Regions from separate parts of the Homo sapiens genome. Here region 2 is linked to region 1. The links are chromatin loops, found by intact Hi-C in ENCODE. Cell type or tissue: PC-3. All regions are shown on one strand.

Evidence for each region. Hi-C counts contacts between places; a loop is a spot of excess contacts. Peaks named below come from ENCODE experiments on the same cell type or tissue, not always from the same donor. Only the 100,000 strongest peaks of a DNase experiment are listed, where the experiment ranks them.
Region 2: a loop joins it to region 1, with 4 times the contacts of the local background. A loop is called at or near these places in 1 of 110 quality-filtered maps.

The regions. Positions count from the first base shown.
Region 1 is chr7:34,821,660-34,825,659 of GRCh38, reverse strand. The region is part of intron 4 of NPSR1 (neuropeptide S receptor 1); the gene reads right to left. It also overlaps a transcript of NPSR1-AS1 not described here. Among named protein-coding and RNA genes, the nearest start is that of NPSR1-AS1, 65 kb to the right of the region's middle. In PC-3, a CTCF peak has its summit at 1,788; no DNase peak of the experiment used is centred here.
Region 2 is chr7:35,001,975-35,005,974 of GRCh38, reverse strand. All of the region lies in intron 6 of DPY19L1 (dpy-19 like C-mannosyltransferase 1), which reads left to right. Among named protein-coding and RNA genes, the nearest start is that of DPY19L1, 34 kb to the left of the region's middle. RefSeq lists a silencer at 1,619-2,217. In PC-3, no CTCF peak of the experiment used is centred here; DNase peaks (open chromatin) are centred at 1,074, 1,974 and 2,574; H3K4me3 peaks cover 521 bases; H3K27ac peaks cover 3,058 bases.

The sequences.
Region 1 (4,000 bases):
TGGTGGCCACTTCCTTGACTTGGGCAGTGACCTTCCACCCTCCCTGGTGACCTTCAGGGAGGCCTCTTTCTCTGGCAGAAATGTCTGGGGCAGGATCTTTTTTAACACAGCCTCAGGCAAACTTCATGATGCAGGTTTTACATCAGCCCCCTGGGCTAGGACCACAGCGCCAGCCAGCTTCTCTTCAACATTCTCAGGTGTGATGTAGTCATTGGTCCACAATGCTTTCAAATGCAGGGAACATGTCAAGCTCTGTGAGTCATCATGTGAAGCCCTCTCACTAGACTTAGTTTATGTAGACATCGAGTCACCTGTGATTAGGACAGTATGAAAGGTGAGAGACTGAGAATAGTGTCAACATCTTCACTGGATGAGGGCCATGGCCATATGGGCACAGACATATGGGGAGGTGTTGTAGAAGGTAGTCTAGACTGATAGCATGAGCATCAGAGAAACAGAGAGGGCATGCGTATGCAATACTGAAGGAGAAAAGGCCTGGAGGTGGTCTAGAACGGTAGGAAAATGTCTTCACCACCACCAGGCCATGAGGTACCTAAAAAGGAAGGTTGAGGAGCATCCTCTTGAGATGTCTTAAGGGAATCAGCCACCTCAGGAGGCAGGAGGTGGAGGGAGCCTCCCATTAGGAGTTTGATGGCATAGGGGAGCTGGTCCCTAAAGGAACAGAGAAAAACCAGGCGTGGAGAGAAGCAGTGGGAGTTCAGATTAAGAAAGAAGCAGGGTGGGATGAAGAGGGCAGGTAATAGGACTGGAGGGGGTTCTTCTTGATGGTGGGGGTGTGAAGCCTGATGGGTTTCTATGGTCCTGGGTGACATTAGTAGCTGCCCCCTGTGCTCTTGTTCTTTCAATGGTTAGAATTCTAATGTCATCTTCTTCTATAGGTTCCAGGGCACTCTTAAGGGCAACGTGTGACTCCTGGGCCCCACAAAGTTTCCACTTGATGGATGAACAGTGCATTCACTTTTGAGAGGGATGGACAGGGAAGAGAGTATAGAATCATACTTTAGAATCAATTCTACCAAGGTCTCCGAAGATGTTTCCCCAAAGGCCCAGCAGGGTATAGGCTTGGAGCTGTTTTTCTCTTACTGGTGCTGGGGCTACACTGTGAAAGCCCCACTCTCTTAGGCTGTGACGCAGCTGCCACAGCAGGGAGACTGATGGCCTTCCAGGCAGCTGAGCCCATTTGCCATGAAGAGTGACTTCTCAGGGCTGAAGGATCCAGGATCGAACAGATGAAATGCAGGTTTGCATATAAGGTAGACTGTCTCATGTTTCTCACCCCCGGAAAGTCAGACTCCCTCTTCCATGTGCTCTTGTCCATTTCTGTACTTCTCTGCCGCTTAGCCTTCCTCTTTTCCATGTAACTCATTTACCTTTTTATAAAATCGTATAAGTTACACACATTGATTATAGAAACACTAGCAAATAAAAATAAGCGAAAAGGAAAAAAATCCATAGTGGCACCAACCAGAAACGTCAAGCTTAAATTTTGATAACGCATGCATATATAATACATAGATTACACATTTAGAAATGAGATCATGATACAGATCCTACCTTGTAACCTAATTTTTTTCCTCTGAAAAGCCTGTTATGACCATCTTTTCCTGTTAAGAAATATGAACTTGTACAAGTGGCATTTTTTTTCAGGTAGTAAGATCCTTTCTTCAAATATAATTTTATCTCGAACCCAGTATAGGAAAGTGTTGAAAGCTCAGGTATCTTTGGTTGAAACTGAGACAGCCAGCAGCTCCCAGATCTGCCCTGGAGCAGGCCAGCAAAATGAGCCCTCTGGGGGTCACTGTGGGAAGTGCAATTGGAAAAGCACTGATAAATAACATTTTTTCCGGTGGTTATACTGTACTCCAATTTTATCAATAGCCGATTATTATCTAAGTTGTTTTCCATTTTTTATTATAAATAATTTATATTCATCTATTTTTCTCAGTTCTTGTTATTCCTTAGGATAAACTCTTAGAAACAGAAGATTTATAAATTTTGACAAATATTGTTACATTTCCCTCAAAAGTGCCTACTATTTATGGCTCTCACTGTAACAACAAAAGTACCAATTTCCTTATACTCTCCTAATAGTTGGATAATTCTTCCTTTTAATCTTGTTATGTGGTTGGTAAAATTTTGTATCCAAATGTTCAATTTTGCAATTCTTTAATTAGTAGTCAAAATGAATATTTCTATACATTTTCTATTCATTTATGGTGTTGTTTTTTTTTTTTTTTTTCTGGTGAAGTCTTGCTCTGTTGCCAATGCTAGAGGGCTAGAGTGCAGTGGTGCCATCTCCACTCACCGCAACCTCCGCTTCCCAGGTTCAAGCGATTCTTGTGCCTCAGCCTCTTGAGTAGCGGGATTACAGGTGCATGCCACCATGCCCAGCTAATTTTTGTATTTTTTTAGTAGAGACAGGGTTTCACTATGTTGGCCAGGCTGGTCTCAAACTTGTGACCTCAAGTGATCCACCCACCTCAGCCTCCCGAAGTGCTGGGATTACCGGCGTGGGCCACAGCGCCTGGTCTCATTTATGTTTCTTTGTTTCTTGTTAGTCTGTTCATGCCCTTTGCCCATTTACTCAATTAGAATGTTTTTATTTCTTTGCCAGACTTCTTTATAAAAAGGATATTTTTCTTTGCCTGTTACATAAAAATATTTTCCATTTATAATTTTGCTTTTTAAGTTTGTTTATGGATATTTATTATTTACATAAATAATTTAAATTTTTATGTAGTAAAAAACTATATTTTCCTTCTTGCTTCTGCTTTTGATATGGTTCCTGGAAAGGCCTTTCCTTCACTGAAATTATGAAGGTGTTACCCAAATATTCTTTTACTCCTTTTATGTTTGAAGTGTTAATTTTTTCAATCCAACTAAAATTTACTTTGTTATTAGCTATGGTGGGTGGTGATCTAATATTCTGAAAAAAGGCCAGACAGCTATTTCAACACCGTATACTAATTCATTTTTTGCCAACTGATTTGAAATTTTGTATGATTTATATGTGTTATTCTGGTTCCAGCATTGTTTTAATTATCAAAGTTTTATATTACATTTTAATATAACACTGCATATTTCTCTTTATTATTTTGATATTTTTCTAATTATTCTCATATTCATTTTTGGTGAAGACCTTTAAAATTGTCAACTTTTCTGGAGTTGCTGGCTAAGAAAAATACTGCTTCAGTAAATAGCAGTAAAAAATAAATAAAATATGGCCTCCCCTCAGTTAAGCGGCCATTGCCTTGTGCCTGCACAGCTACATTTGACTCCCTCCTGGTTTCTCCCTGCTCCATGACTCTCCCAGAGAGCCCTGCCACTCTCGGGGAATCTCTTCTTTCTACGGCTTTCTCTCAGCTGAGCCGCATAAACTCCGAACCCTGCCTCTCAGCTGCCCTTAAATTCTGACAAGCTGCGGTACTAAAATGACTCCCGCGTTGGGCTTCCTGGAACCTCTCGTGTCGCGTTCTCACCGGCTGCCCTCACCCTATAAACTTGTGAGTATCAGTTCATCCTCTACAAGGCCAGGGAGTTCTCCCGGGGGCTGAATTATACATTATACACTTGGCTTCCGTGTTTCATCTGCTCCCTCGTGTGCTGGGAATTCTTAGAAGTTTCTGGTATTTGGATGGCTTCTTTCCTTGGCTCTCATTCCAGATGCAGGTCTCCCCCTGTTTTTAGATTTCTTCAGTGACTTTCGTTGGGCCTGGGCAGAGGAAGGCAGCTGGCTAATGTGTTTCTAAGCTTTCATCTTTCCCAGAAGCTACTGATGATGAGGATTTTCCAAGCACCTTATGTTGAGCCTCTCTTAATTTTGTAGTGAGGGAATAAGTTGTTTTACATCTTTAGAAAAGCACTATAATATTAATTGCTGCCTTTCTGATAATTTAGGACACTCTTGATGATATTACACAGTGTCTCCCAGAACTAGACATATTTTCCACGAGCAAACAGCTAATTTTTTAACCTAGTG
Region 2 (4,000 bases), 180 kb before region 1:
ATTCCTTTGTAGGTATTAGATTTATCCCTACTGGCTGCCAGTTCTTTGCCTGTTGCTGTCCTTCAGGCTTGCTTTCCTGGTTCCTTCCCATCCGCCTCAGAATGTGTTCATCCCTTACCTTCTCTCTCACATGACAAAATTAAGACAAAACTTTTTTTTTTTTTGAGACGAAATCTCACTCTGTTGCCCAGGCTGGAGTGCAATGGTGCGATCTCAGCTCACTGCATTTTCCACCTCCCGGGTTCAAGCAATTCTCGTCTCAGCCTCCTGAGTATCTGGGATTACAGGCGCGCACCACCACACCTGGCTAATTTTTTTTTTTTTTTTTTTTTTTTTTTAGTAGAGACAGGGTTTTACCATTTTGGTCAGGCTGGTCTCAAACTCCTGACCTCAGGTGATCCACCCACCCCGGCCTCCCAAAATGCTGGGATTACAGGTGTGAGCCACTGTGCCTGGCCAATAAAACTTTTTAATTGGACTTCCCTTGGGTCCCCTTGCTACCCCCATCTAGTCTCCCACCCCTTCCTCCTCTCCCCAGCAGCGAGGCCCTGGTCCCATTCACCTCTCCCACTGCTCTGCTTGTGCAGCTGCTTACTTAGCAGCCCTGCCTTTGATTGCTTGATTTGTTTTGAATCTTAGGATGGTGAAATGATGCCTGAAACCACTCAGGGTTTTCACAGACCAGGCCTGTGGCTGGCCAGAGAGGACTCTGGTGCTGTCTTTTTGAGCTTCATTTCTTTGTATCGTTCTCCCCTGATTACTGCTGCCTCTGTCTTCAGAGTTCCTACTACTCTCCTTAAAACTGGAGCTGAAGAATAGACAAAAATTCCTTTGCCTAAAATAAGAGAAATATGGTAGAATTATAAAAGTACTTAAGTTGATTTTTAGATCTTATGTTAGACTCTGAGTTCTTTCCCATTCAGTATCCTATCTGAGGTTGCCCCCAAAATAACCCATTAGATTTTTAGACTCTTCAGCCTTTGATTCCATTCTAGAACAAGTGCCATCTGAGGAGGTCTTCTGGAGAAAACAGTGGGCAGTGAGTGTGGCTGATGAGTCATCCTGGGGGAGACAGAACAATGCCCCTGCGGAGTGTCTCATTATTGACTGACAGCTGCCCAGTCACTGCTGCCTACTTGGACTTTTGTTTATTGTATCCCATGCAATACTTTTACTGGAACTTTACTTTTAAATTATCCCTTCAGTTTATATTGAGGATCTTATAAGAAACAGCTGTGTGAAATTTCTTACTTTATTTTATGCATTGCTATCATATGAGTGTATTATCTATGACCCAGTAAATAAATAACCAGTAAAATACTTTTTTATGTGTAAAATGTTATGACTATGGAATTGTGTAAAATCTTTATATACATGTTTAAAGATTAGTAAAATGAATACTTATGTACCCATGACACAGATTAGAAAAATAAATAAATTATCAGAGCTTTCATACCCTTAAAATTCCTTCTTAATACATTCTCTTTCCTTCCCTCAACCCTCAGAAGAAATGACATCCTAACTTTTGGACCAATGTTTTCCTTGTTTTTCTTTATGATTGTGCCACTCATGTGTTTACCCTTAAATATGGTGTGTTTAGTTTTGAAAAACTGAGTATCAGGCACAAACCTAGCTGCTTAAGGGGAGGACACTATTGCCCTTGTTAGATGAAAGTTCCCAGAAGAAGAGAATTTCTGAGTCATGGTCTTTAGGTTCCCTGAGGGAACTTTCTGAGGCTGTCAGGAGCGCAGCTGAGCTAGGGGAGGGAGCTGAGCTGCCAGGTATTGGAGTGGCTGGTTAAAGCGACAAGCCAAAAGTGAGAGTTAAGCCTTTAATCATTTACTGTAATGGTATACGTGAGATGTGACGATCAGGATGTCTCACCCCCATCAAAAGGGAACAAAAGGCTCCTGTAGTTTATGGTTCTTGAAGTGATGGGGCAAAGGAGAAGGGCTAGGAGCCAAAGAGTGCAGAGTCTGAGTCAGAGTGGGGAGCGGCCTGTTCAAGGAGCCCCTCTCCGCCAGGCCACAGCAGAGAAAAGGACCAGGAAATAAAGGTGCCTGGGCTAGGAAGGCAAATATAAGAAGAGCTTTATCACCCAGAAGTGGCTGAGTCATTGACTGCAACTCCCCTGAGAGACTACAGTACACTGGCTCTGCACCAAGCCTGGTGTGTGAAGGGCTTCTTTTCCCTGTGAGGCCTGTCAGGCAAAGCCTTGCATATGGCCAGGCCTGAGAAATCCCATATAGGTTTTCAACCAGGAGCCTGATTCCTCAGGACATCAGTAGGCAACGTCATGAGCCTGGGATAAATGTAGGACTCAGTCGGTAGGGACATCTGGCAGAAATGTAGTGGCCAGGTACTGAATATCCAGCAGAAATATCATGAGGGGAAGAGCTGTTCCCTCTTTCTAAATTCACCACTGTTTACCCTGGCTCTCTGGAGCATATCAAAGCAGAACAACTTCTGTGAGTGATATAAGTGTCTTTAACTGATGCCAGCAGTAAAGTATGTGGAGCCAAGATAAAATACAGACAAGAATCTGGTCCAGGCTCATCCAGGCTCACACAAATAAAATGTGGAGATTTTGGGCATGAGTCAGTACTTGGTTCTGGACTGGCTACCTTCCATGGTTTGTGTACATCTGTCCTTTTGGCATCCCATTGGGATTTCCTTGACTGCTCTCCCCTGTTGGATCCCCTGTGCCCTTATCCTGTTTGTTCCTCTTTCTTGGTTTATTTTCCCTCTTTGGTAGACCTCATCTTCTAGTAGGTAGGTCTTGAGAGTAGATAGCTGGGAAGTAAACATTTTATGAAACTTTGCAAAATGTGTTTATTTGCTTTCGTATTTGGTTCACTGTTTGGCCGAGTGTTGAACTCTAGACTTGAAAACATTGTTGGTTGCTGGCCGGGCACGGTGGCTCACGCCTGTAATCCCAGCATTTTGGGAGGCCGAGGTGGGTGGATCACAAGGTCAGGAGATCGAGACCATCTTGACTAACACAGTGAAACCCCGTCTCTACTAAAAAATACAAAAAAATTAGCCAAGCGTGGTGGCGGGCACCTGTAGTCCCAGCTACTCAGTAAGCTGAGGCAGGAGAATGGCGTGAACCCAGGAGGCAGAGCTTGCAGTGAGCCAAGATTGTGCCACTGCACTCCAGCCTGGGCGACAGAGCAAGACTCCGTCTCAAAAGAAGAAAAGAGAACATTGTTGGTTGCTTCAGATGATGCTATTCAGATGTTCCTAAGTTATTCAAATTTCTAAACCTTTGTATGTGACCTTTGCTTCCCCTTCCTCTCTCTGGAAGATTGTAGAATATCTTCTTTGTCTCTATGGTTCTGAAATTTCAGAGCAATATGTCTCAGTGTAGATCTGCTTTCATGTGTTCTCTTGGACACTTGATGGGTTGTTTCAATCATGCCTTTGATTTCTGAGAATTTTCTTGAATTATTTCTTTACTTATTTTATTCCCTTTGTTTTCTGATTCAGAACTTTTGTTTGGATGTTTGTAGTTTCCAGTCCTCTAATTTTCTTTTTTTTCCCCCCATTTTTAAGCTCTTTGGCTTTGTTCTACATTCTAGAACATTTTATCAGCCTTATTTTTTCCAACCTTCTACTGAGTTTTTATTTTTCATTATCATGCTTTTAATTTCCAAGAAGTTTTGTTTGTTCTATAAACATTCCTTTTTAAAAAATAGTATTTTATTTTTGTTTCTTGGATTCAATAAATATTCTCTCTAAGGGTATTAATGATGTTTTTACCCTCCCAGAATAACCTTGGCATCTTCTAGCTTGTGTGTGTGGGTTTTTTTTGTTGTTGTTTTTTGTTTTGTTTTTTTTTTTTTTTTTGAGCTGGAGTCTCGCTCTGTTACCAGGCTGGAGTGCAATGGCACGATCTTGACTCACTGCAACCTTGGCCTCCTGGGTTCAAGCAATTTTTTCTTGCTTCAGCTTTCCAAGTAGCTGGGACTACAGGCACGCACCACCACACCCAGCCAAT